Linked DNA regions of Homo sapiens: region 1 is linked to region 2. The links are chromatin loops, found by intact Hi-C in ENCODE. Cell type or tissue: gastrocnemius medialis. All regions are shown on one strand. Links, peaks and the distances in the headings refer to the core of each region. The heading gives the core; the rest is flanking DNA.

What was found. A loop is a pair of places that touch in the nucleus more often than their neighbours do. Peaks named below come from ENCODE experiments on the same cell type or tissue, not always from the same donor. Only the 100,000 strongest peaks of a DNase experiment are listed, where the experiment ranks them.
Region 1: it touches region 2 in a loop (4-fold over the local background); 16 of 110 quality-filtered maps call a loop at or near these places.

The regions. Positions count from the first base shown.
Region 1 is chr5:133,932,735-133,938,105 of GRCh38, reverse strand. All of the region lies in intron 3 of LOC105379182 (a long non-coding RNA gene), which reads left to right. Among named protein-coding and RNA genes, the nearest start is that of WSPAR, 22 kb to the right of the region's middle. RefSeq lists enhancers at 4,789-4,848, 4,311-4,938. In gastrocnemius medialis, for the core only: no CTCF peak of the experiment used is centred there; a DNase peak (open chromatin) is centred at 2,795.
Region 2 is chr5:133,751,640-133,757,010 of GRCh38, reverse strand. It overlaps a transcript of FSTL4 not described here. Among named protein-coding and RNA genes, the nearest start is that of FSTL4, 140 kb to the right of the region's middle. In gastrocnemius medialis, for the core only: a CTCF peak has its summit at 2,270 (motif pointing left); no DNase peak of the experiment used is centred there; H3K27me3 peaks cover 225 bases.

The DNA of each region.
Region 1 (5,371 bases), core at 204-5,203, 180 kb before region 2:
GTCTTGCTTTGTCACCCAGGTTGGAGTGCAGTGGCATGATCACAGCTCACTGCAGCCTGAAACTCCTGGGCTCAGGTGATCCTCCTTCCTCAGCTTCCCAAACAGCTAGGACTACAGATGTGCATCACCACATCAAACAAAGTTTTTATTTTTATTTTTCTAGAGATGAGGTCTTGCTGTGTTACCCAGACTGGCCTTGTTCTTTTTGAGATAGGATCTCGCTCCATTGCCCAGCCTCCAGGCTGGAGTGCAGTGGTGCGATCTCAGCTGACTGCAACCTCTGCCTCCCAGGCTCAAGTGATCCTCCCACCTCAGCCTCTGAGTAGCTGGGACTACAGGTACGTGCCACCATGCCTGGCTAATTTTTGTATTTTTTGCAGAGATGTAAGTTTCATCATGTTGCCCAAGCTGGTCTTGAACTCCTGGACTCAAGTGATCCACCTGCCTCAGACTCCCAAAATGCTGGGATTACAGGCATGTGCCACCACACCTTGCTGAGAATAACATTTAAGTAGTAGACAGAGTAAAGCAGGTTATCTTTTTTAACGTGGTTGGGCCTTATCCAATTAGTTGAAGGCCTGAATAAAACAAAAACGCTGACCCTCCCCCAATTAAGAATTCTTCTGCCTGATGGCCTGTGAACTGGAACATAGGCTTTTCCTGGTTCCACAGCGACTTCTGGCCTTTGGGCTTAAACTAGGACATCAGCTCTACAGATTTTGGATTTGCCGGACCCCATAATCATGTGAGCCAATTCCTTAGAAGTCTCTCTCTCTCTCAATCTGTCTGCCATCTCTCAGTAGCCATGTTCACAAACTCTTTATGTGTATATATGGCTGCTATTGGTTCTGTTTCTCTGGAGGACTCTGACTAGTACAGCCACTCATCTCATGTCATTAAACAATGTACCCCCACTGGCCCCCCTTGCCAGTCCCTGAGCTGAGGTGCAGGCTTGAGTGAGGGAGACAAAAGGCTAAGATTGCTTGTGAGAGTAAAGTGTTTTTAGATTTTTAAAAATTTAAATTGTGGTAAAATACAGATAAAAATTTACCCTACTGATCATTTTTTTAAGTGTATAGCTCAGTAGGATAATATATTCACAGTGCTGTATAAAGTTTTGATTTTAGCTGGACTAGATAAGACTCTTTAATACCTGAAGATAACATCATCCTTAGAGCCAAAAGTGACCCCAAATTATGGGATTTTCAGGGAGAGGAAAAAAACAAAAAAAAGCTCTTGCCTGTTTGCCTCGTGGAGCTGAGGCCTTTCTCTAAACCATGGTGGGAGCCAGCTGTAGAGCTGTGATAACAGCAAGGTCATGAGGAGCCACAGAACCGGAGGAGGGGCCACAGAACTGGAGGAGGAGACACAGAACCAGAGGAGGGGCCACAGAACCGGAGGAGGGGCCACAGAACCAGAGGAGGGGCCACAGAACCAGAGGAGGGGCCACAGAACCGGACGAAGAGCCACTGAACCGAAGGAGGAGCCACAGAACCAGGGGAGGAGCCACAGAACGAGAGGAGGAGCCACAGAACCAGAGGAGGAGTCACAGAACCAGAGGAGGAGCCACAGAACCAGAAGAGGAGCCACAGAACTGGAGGAGGAGCCACAGAACCAGAGGAGGAGTCACAGAACTGGAGGAGGAGCCACAGAACCGGAGGAGGAGACACAGAACCGGACAAAGAGCCACTGAACCGAAGGAGGAGCCACAGAACCAGGGGAGGAGCCACAGAACCAGAGGAGGAGCCACAGAACCAGGGGAGGAGCCACAGAACCAGAGGAGGAGCCACAGAACCAGGGGAGGAGCCACAGAACCAGAGGAGGAGGCACAGAACTGGAGGAGGAGCCACAGAACCAGAGGAGGAGACACAGAACCGGATGAAGAGCCACTGAACTGAAGGAGGAGCCACAGAACTGGAGGAGGAGCCACAGAACTGGAGGAGGAGCCACAGAACAAGAGGAGGAGCCACAGAACCAGAGGAGGAGTCACAGAACCAGAGGAGGAGCCACAGAACTGGAGGAGGAGCCACAGAACCAGAGGAGGAGTCACAGAACCGGATGAAGAGACACTGAACCGAAGGAGGAGCCACAGAACCAGGGGAGGAGCCACAGAACGAGAGGAGGAGCCACAGAACCAGAGGAGGAGTCACAGAACCAGAGGAGGAGCCACAGAACTGGACGAGGGGCCACAGAACCTGATGAGGGGGCCACAGAACCGGAGCAGGGGCCACAGAACCCGGGAGGGGAGCCACAGAACCAGAGGAGGAGCCACAGAACCAGAGGAGGAGCCACAGAACCGGGGGAGGAGCCCAGAACCAGGGGAGGAGCCACAGTACTGGAGGAGGAGCCACAGAATCAGTGGGGGTTTGGGGAGGAGGGGTCATCCTGGCTGAATGTTGAAGAATGGTGGGATCTGAACAACTGAAGATGGGGAGGGCGAGGGGCCTGAGGTGGCCAGTGCAGAGAACAGCCTGAGTGCAGGCCAGTCTCAGCACATACACCTGCCACCCTGCTGCCAGGATGGTGGGCATGTGTCCTCGGACCACAGCCACCTTGATGACCATACACATTCCTGTTGCCTCTGCAGTCCTAGCTGGTTCTCTAGCAGCTCTATAATTCTGGAGGAGCAGTGTGCCCATCCCCTACTCCCTCTGAGCTTCCTCTCCACGCCTGAGAGGCATTTTATAAATAGCCTGTTGACAAAACCTTAAATATAATACCCCTGGGAGCTAAATTACCCAGTGGCACAGCTGTAAGTATGTAAGGGCCATCGGGGTGTGACCAGTGGGGCTGGCACATGCAGGGAGGGGCAGAGCATGGCGCTTTGCTCCTGGTCCATGTCCTGAGCATGACCAGGACTGGCCTGAAGGAGTGGGATAGGAGCTGTCTAAACAGAGAGCCCTTCCTCAGGGTCCTCTGTCCTGACCAGCTTCTTCTCTGAGACCATGAAAGAACAGAGCACATGGCTGGGGGCAGTTTGGGGAGGAGCCAGCCTCTGGGGTCAGGCCTGGGACCCTGCACCAGGATTCCACCTGAAGCAATTCAGCCTTAAGTAGTGGTCTGCATCCCAGGCCTGGGGGATCTGACTTCAGCCTGCTGGCCGCCCCCACTCACCACATTGTGGCCACAGGAGCCTTCTTCCATGACTTCATATGCATGAAACCCAGGTTCCCTGTGGGGTCCCTTGCCTGCCAGGACCCCACAGGACCTCCTTTTCTTACTCTTTTGACCAGCTTCTTCTATCTGCCCCTCAAATCCCAACCAAAATTGTGCAGATGGGCTTTCCCCTATCATTCCATCCCTGGCTTGGATGAAATCAGAGCCCCTGGTGTACACTCCTGTGTCCCTCAAATTCTAATAGTTATTATATACTCATTGTTGAGTATCATTGTCATTGCTGGCTGAATGCCTGCCATCATTGAAAGCTCTGAGGACAGGGCACTGTCTGGCTGTTGCTCCCTGTATCCCTAGCACTTAGCATGGGGCCTGGCACACCGTGGGTGTGCAGGGAGTGTGACTGAATGAAAGACGGAAACTTTAGCAGAGCCCACACCTCTTTAAAACTAGAAGCACCCATACTCCAACAGCTGAGACCTCCCTTCACCTCTCTGGAAACATCTGGCAAGCTCCACAACTCAGTCCAGCTGAAGGAAGTGGAAGGGCCAGCCAGACCTTGCGCCAGGGTGTCCTGAGGACATACAGCTGGGAGCACTGGGCTGTGATCTTTAGCCAGGCAGGAGTGGGATGGCAGGAGAGGCGGTGCCTGCCCTGCAGGATCCTGGTTGGTGCCATCGTGTCAGTCACCCGGAGTGGGCCACAGGGGACAGAGAGGCCACCTTACACTCTACAAGGCAGGTTGTGGAGAGGTGAGGCCTTCGTGGGCAAGGGCAACTGGGCAGTGTGGTCTGTTAGGGTGTCGGGAGTGTCAGGTGGGGAGGCAAAGCTCCAGGCTGTGTCAGGATGTCAGGAGACACAGAGGTGAGGCCACAGCGAAGGTACAGGACTCGCCGCAGTTCCTGCATCATGAAGCCCTTCCTGACGAGTCCAGGCTTTGCTGACCACACCAGCAGCGTTAAAGTGAAGACCTGGTCATGCAGATCTGGAAGGTTGGCGCCCCTAGGACAAGCCACAACCCAGCAGGTCCCAGGTGGGAGGGAGAGGGTTAGGCAGCAGTGAGCAGTTGGGCCCACCTGGGACCACAAGGTCCCCACAGGCTTTCAGGGCTCAGATGTGTGAGCGGGGGTGGGAGCGGAGGGGAGAGGCAGTGGAGGAGGGTACAGGGAGAGAGAAAGATGGGTGGGAGGAGAAAGTGGGGATGAGGAGGAGGAAGGGAAGTGGATAGAGAAGGAGGAGGGAGGAGCAGGGAAAGAAGAGGAATGAAGGAAGGGGTGAGGAGGGAGGGGAGCCCTGGCCGCATGGTCGTTGGGCAGGCCTGGTGCAGGCAGTGTGGCCCACATGCTGCCCCTCCAGACACGGGGCTCAGCCTGGTGGCCGGGGGCAGGGAGCCTCCTGGCCTAAGCCTCACATTCACAATTGCCTCTTTATATTTAGATGTTGGGGATGGTTCCAAGTGAGGTTTTAATGTTAGGAGCAGTTATTTGTTAAATGTAAGCATTTAAAACCTGCCACAGGATTTATATCCGCATCTTGGTATGTCTTTGGTTTTTAATCTATAAGAGGCCTGATAAAGTAAGTGGATGTGGTCCAGACCTCTGGGCCTGGGGCAGCCCCATGGGGAAAGCCTTTCTCGGGAATAGAGCCTCAGGCTGAGGGAGCCCTAGGCCCAGTTCCCACTTGTACACATTGCTGGATGTCTTACCTCACTGGCTCTGCAAGCCCTGGCCAGCCACCAAGCCTCCCCACCACTGGGAGAACTTAAGGTGCTTTAATCAATTCTTTTTCACCCCATTAGTGCGGGAGGATGTCACCCTATGGTTACGGGATGCGTGAACACTTGACACCCAGCACTGGACAGATATGTTGACAGCAGTTTATCAGTCATATATGCTCACAGCCCCAGGGAGGACTCAGCACTCCACACCAGCCACAGGGGAGTCACACTCAGGAGCAATGTGAACCACCTGGGGCTGTGGAAGCAGGCTTTGTAGTACCAAGAGGGCGAGGTGCCCCTGCTGCCCATGGGAGGACGTGGTTGACTTGGCTGAATAGTTCTGAGGGCTGGCAGGGAACTGAAACTCAGAGAGAAGCAGGAACTGCATCTGGTCTCCCGGATAAGGAGGTTGTCTGGCCAGAGGACCTTATCCACAGGAACAGAGGTGGAGGGGGAACTTGTGGTTAGACCATCCGAGGCCCTCCCAATTTTACCAGTTGTCACGGTGGCACATAGTAGGCCTTCATTTTAGGCCTTATA
Region 2 (5,371 bases), core at 150-5,149:
CTGAAAGAGAAGAGTTAGATGGGGGCCACTTGAGAGGGGCTTCACATGAGACCATTGTCTGGGGCGGGGTGAGCTGACTCCTGTGTACATGGTAGATTCCCAGAAACTGGTTACTGAGGGGGTTCTGAAGTGGGCAGCTGGAGGAGGCATTATCCATGCCAGAGGACTGCAAGAGAGAGACCCTCCCACTACAACCCCCCAGGGATGGTGAAAGATCTGTTAGAAAAAAACCTCACCACAATGCCTATAGAAGAAATGCTCCGGATATAGCACCTGCTATGTCCAGACAGCACCAATGACAAATCACAACTCTACCCTCCCTGCCTCTATCCCGCACCCTCCTCCCCCACCTCCATGCCGGAGGGCCAGGTGCACTCAGTGGGTGTGAGAAGAAGTGAAGACCAAGGTGGGGTATGCAGAAGCCCCTGACAACCCCTCTTCCCGTGGTGGGCTGGAACTGGGGGAAGGAAACCTTAAACTGGTGGAATTTAGAGCTTTAAAACTCTGACCAAAAGGCTATGCACTTATTACCCTATGATCCTTCTCAACTAGCAGCCAGATTGAACCCCTTAATATGTGGGTCAAATCAGGTCCCTCTTCTGCTTGGAATCCCCAGTGGCTTTTCTGCCACACAGAGTAAAAGCCACAGTCCTATGATGGCACGGCTCCATGTGAACTGGACCTGCAGACCCCTTCTGCATCTTCTGCTACTGTCCCCTCCACCTCACTCCTGCCACCCAGGTTCCCTGGTGTCCTGGCACATCCCATCCCAGGACATTGTGCCTGCTCTTCCTCCTGCCCGAAATGCCTTGCCTGAGGTGTCTGTGCATCTCCCTTCCTCTCCTCCTAGAGTCTCCTCCCAAACACCACTTTCTCAGCCTGACTAAAATTATAAGCCCGCTCTTGCCAGCTGCCTCCTCCCTACTTAACATGCTCTGCACTGTATTGCTTACTGCCTGTGTATTCCACTAGAATGTAAGCTCTGTGAAGGCAAGAAGTTTGTTTCTGTTGTGTTGCATTTTGCTTCTTGTTTTGTTCATTGTGTGTTGCTGCAACCTGGGACATAGTAGGCATTCAGTAATATTTGTGAAATGGATAAATGACAGTGACCAAACAGCTGTGAAATTTGCCAGAGATTTTCTCCCTGGGAAGAGAAGATGGGCTGAACACAGTTTGATGAAGAGAGACAGTTGTGAGAAAGAACAGGGTTGTTTTATGCTTATACCCGCCAGGTGCTCCCCTTGGAGTCCAAAGCATTGTGGAAGGTGAGTCTCAGCTCCCAGTGCTAAGAAACAGTCCTCCTGTAAAGCAGAGAGCTGGCTATGATCTACATGGAGAAGGGTGCTTTGGGTAGTGATGCTGGGGCTGGATTTTGAAGATGCAAGTAGAAGCCCATCAGGCAGAAAAAGGGGAGTGCACATTTATGCCAAGATTTGAGGTATGCTGAAATGTGGGTGAGGTCTAGAGTATGTGTGAGAGGTGGTGGGCAGGGGGAGGAGAGGATGTGAGGGTCTGATGGAAGAGGTGCTTGAGTTTTACTGCTTTGGGTTTAGGGCCATTTCTGAGCCAAGAGAGCTGGTGGAGGAAGGATAATGGTGGTATCCTGTCTATAGCAGGTGGAGGGGCAGGTTCATTGCTGCTTTTATTGTCCCGGGACCAGCTCTTGGTCATCAGAATGTTTAGAGAGAATAAAAATGATATTTCCAGGCAACTGGGACAGAGTGAGAGTGCTATCCTGGGTGTAGGTTGATAACAGCTCACAGCTGCATCCCTTTCTAGGAATTGCCCTTGGCCAAAAGGAACTGCATTGCCCAAGGGGTCATGGAAACTTAGAAAGAAATGGTTGCCAGAAGGAGGGAGTGATGGGTAGAGAAGGAAATCTGAGAGTTTCCATGGAGTTGGCAACGAAGAGGTCATTGGTGACTTTGGCAGGAGGAGCCTATGAGGAAGGGTGAGGTCTGGCTTGCAGGGGGATGGAGGCCATGTGGGAGGCAATGAGGAGGAGGAGCAAGAGCTGGGTCTTGAAGGAAGGGTGGGAAGTGGGGTATGGGAAGACCTGCCAGACAGAGGGGATAATGTACACGAAGGAACCCAGGCTAAAATAATCCAGTTTGACTTCAGGGTGTGGGGGAAGGTGGGAGGGATGGCTGGAAAGGTGGATGGTGTCCAGGAATGTCTGTCTTAAACGGTAGGCTCTAGAGTTAGAGCAGAATCAACATGTTGTCTTCACACGTCTGAGCTCCACTGGGCTCAGGATACTGCCCTCTAGTGAGCACTGGGCATTTTGTCCCCAGAGCGTGGACCTGACAGGTATTTTGACCATGGTCTCTTGGGCTTGGTGTTTATGAATGCAGACATAGTGGGTTTTCTGAGGTGAGCCTCATTAAACTAGTTTAATTCCTTCATCAGTTTTCTATCCTGTCTAGTAAACTTATTTGTAATACTAATTTTACTAAAATTATTTCAAAGAATTTAATTCTGTTTTGTGTAAACTATACAGGGAGGATTGAATACATCTATCAAACTATCCATTATAACTTCTGCCATTGTGAATTTTTGTGTGGCCATTGTTTCTTTCAAATCCAATTTACGTGGACAAATATTTGCAGATCTAAATTTTATTAGGACATTTTGATCTTTTTATATATATATATCTTTTAGCTCTAACAAAGTGTGCAGTGTGGAATTTTAATCATTGTCAGTTCTATTTCATAGCAATTATACCTTCTAATAAACTTCATTATGACTAGGATAAAAATTGATAGTTTGTATTTATTTTCTTCACTAACTTATTACAAAATGAAGACTAGGCTCCCTGAGGTGGTTCCGGTTTGCTCTCTTGTCTAGAGTTGGATGATTGAATTGTAAGTCAAATTCTCTTGTCTGACTCTGATTACTTTGTATGCTGTGTATAAGTTGTCTCCACTGTTGGCGGAACATGGGGCTGGGATATCCTCAGGGCACGAATGGTACAGCAGAGCTTCCTGCCTGGGTTCCCCACTATTAGTCATTATGCTAACACTCACAGCCATTTTCTTATTGCAATCTCCTTTTTTATCCTATTTTATAGAGGCTGAAACTGCAGCTTAGAGAAGTTAAGGGGCATAACTGGGACTTGAACCTAGGCTTATCTGCATTTAAAGTCCATAGTTTAAACACTGGGCTGCACTATGGTTCACTGTATTGGTGTGCCCAGACAGCCACTCACTACCTGATGCTATGCAGGAATGGGGAGAGTTGGTTATGGTCACAGAATGTCTGGGCCAGACCTTCCCTGCCACTACACACACACACACACACACACACACACACACACACACACACACAGAACAAATGTGGACCCACAAAGGCCCAGGGGAGAGAAGGGATAAGTCCAGGCAGGGTCAAATAGTTATTGAGTGGTACAGCTGGCTGGAACCATGTGTCCAGTCCCCTGGCCAGCCCCTAGTGAGAGTTACCACCTGGCTTAGCTCAGTTTCCCATATAAGTGTCTGTGAATCTTCTCCAGCTCATCGAGTGGCCAATTTGATGGGGGAACCAGGCAATGTGAGCCACCTGAGATTAGGGACTCCTGGGTCCCACCCTCCCTTATTTCAGAGGAGTTGGGAGAACAAGCATCAGTGATGAGGGCTGTTAAGTCACTGAGTAGAAGTAACCATGCCTGCCAGTGGACACATGCCCATCTGGGGCTTTTGTGACTCTCAGCAGGGTCCAATTTTCATTTTCTGGTTATAAGGAGCCAAAAGAACCCTCCAGATCTCATTTCCCTGTTTGCAAGATGCAGAGCAGGGAGCAGAGGAGAAGGCTGCCCCTTCAGTTTGTGGGCCTGGGAGCAAGTCTGGTTTGCCTTTATTGTGAATAATGCATACAGGTAACTTTGGTCTTGACCACAAAAAGACTTTTTCTTTTTGTTGTTATAACATATTTACATTTTCTGATTATATAAGGGTAGCTGGTTCATTGTGGTGTAGTTTTCTTTTAAAGGGGTTATTTCATAACAACCATTATACTTAGAATCAAAATAGTATGAGAATCACAAAGAGGTCTTGTTTTTTCTTTTCTTTCTTGAAAATCCACATTCACATGAAGAAAGAAAGTGTGGGGCTCAGAGCGCAAGAAAATAACTGCAACTTGACCTCATTAGAAGGGGAGAGAGCTGGTCGACCAGTAACAGGCTGTGGTAGCTTTTCTCTGTGTGAGATTCTGGGGTGTCTGTGCTGGCAGCACTGACCCTTGACCCCCCTGCCCCCTATGACCCCTGCACAGTGACAAATGATCACTGTTATATAGGCAGTGGAAGAGGACTTTCAGAATTCCACATCTCAGTTATTTTCCACGAATGCTAGGAAAGGAAGCCCTTTAATTTAATTTAATTTAATTTAATTTTATTTTATTTTATTTGAGACAGAGCCTCGCTCTGTCGCCTAGGCTGGAGTACAGTGGCGCAATCTTAGATCACTGCAACCTCTGCCTCCCGGGTTCAAGTGATTCTCAGCCTCCCAAGTGGCTGAGATTACAGGCACCCGCCACCACAACTGGCTAGCTTTTGTATTTTTAGTAGAGACGGGGTTTCACCATGTTGGCCAGGCTGGTCTCAAACTCCTGACCTTATGAGAGGGGGATTGTGGCCAGGCAGTTACTGGGAAAACCTATAGGCTCAGCCATAGTGCCCGTTGCCTTTGCTGCCCTCTCTCTCACTCCCAGGGGTCTGAGCCAGGGGCCCATAGTGCTGGCTTAATCATAAGCTGCTGACTTCGCTCTTTGAAGCTGGAGATAGATAACTCCTTTGGTTTTTAAGATTCTACCCAAAATGAGGCCCACAACCAAGGATCCAGTCCTGACAGAGTGTTTTGAGCAGGTTGGGCAAAGGCAGGCCCAATCCCTTCGCCTGTCTAGGTTTTTGGTTGCCCTTTCAGCACCTTCTATGGCTTAGCATCTCAGGTGGACAGCATCTCCAGTGTGCCTGGAAGGGCGGGGCTTGCACGATTCCTGCCAGCGTTCTGGCAGCCTTTGCCATCCAGCTTCCATTAGCAGCAGAGACGGTGGAGAAGGGATGATGTTGCTGACCTGCCAGTGAGTCTTCCTTTGTCTGATCCATTAGCAACTGATTTATCAGACTCAGTAAGATAAAGATCCAAAACCCACCCATGACTCCAAAAAGCCTTCATCAGAAACAGTTGGTCTGTGCCCCTCTGGCAGACAGCTTTGGGCAGAGAAAGAAGAAATTGCTGTTGCACCTCCCAAAAGCATTTTGTAAAAAGACTATTTATTCTAGGTGCAGTCTATTTTGCCCGACACCTCTCAGACAGTCAATAATTCCAGTTTGTTTTTGATTATCCGTGCTCCCTCCCCCTCCATCTGCTACCGGAAT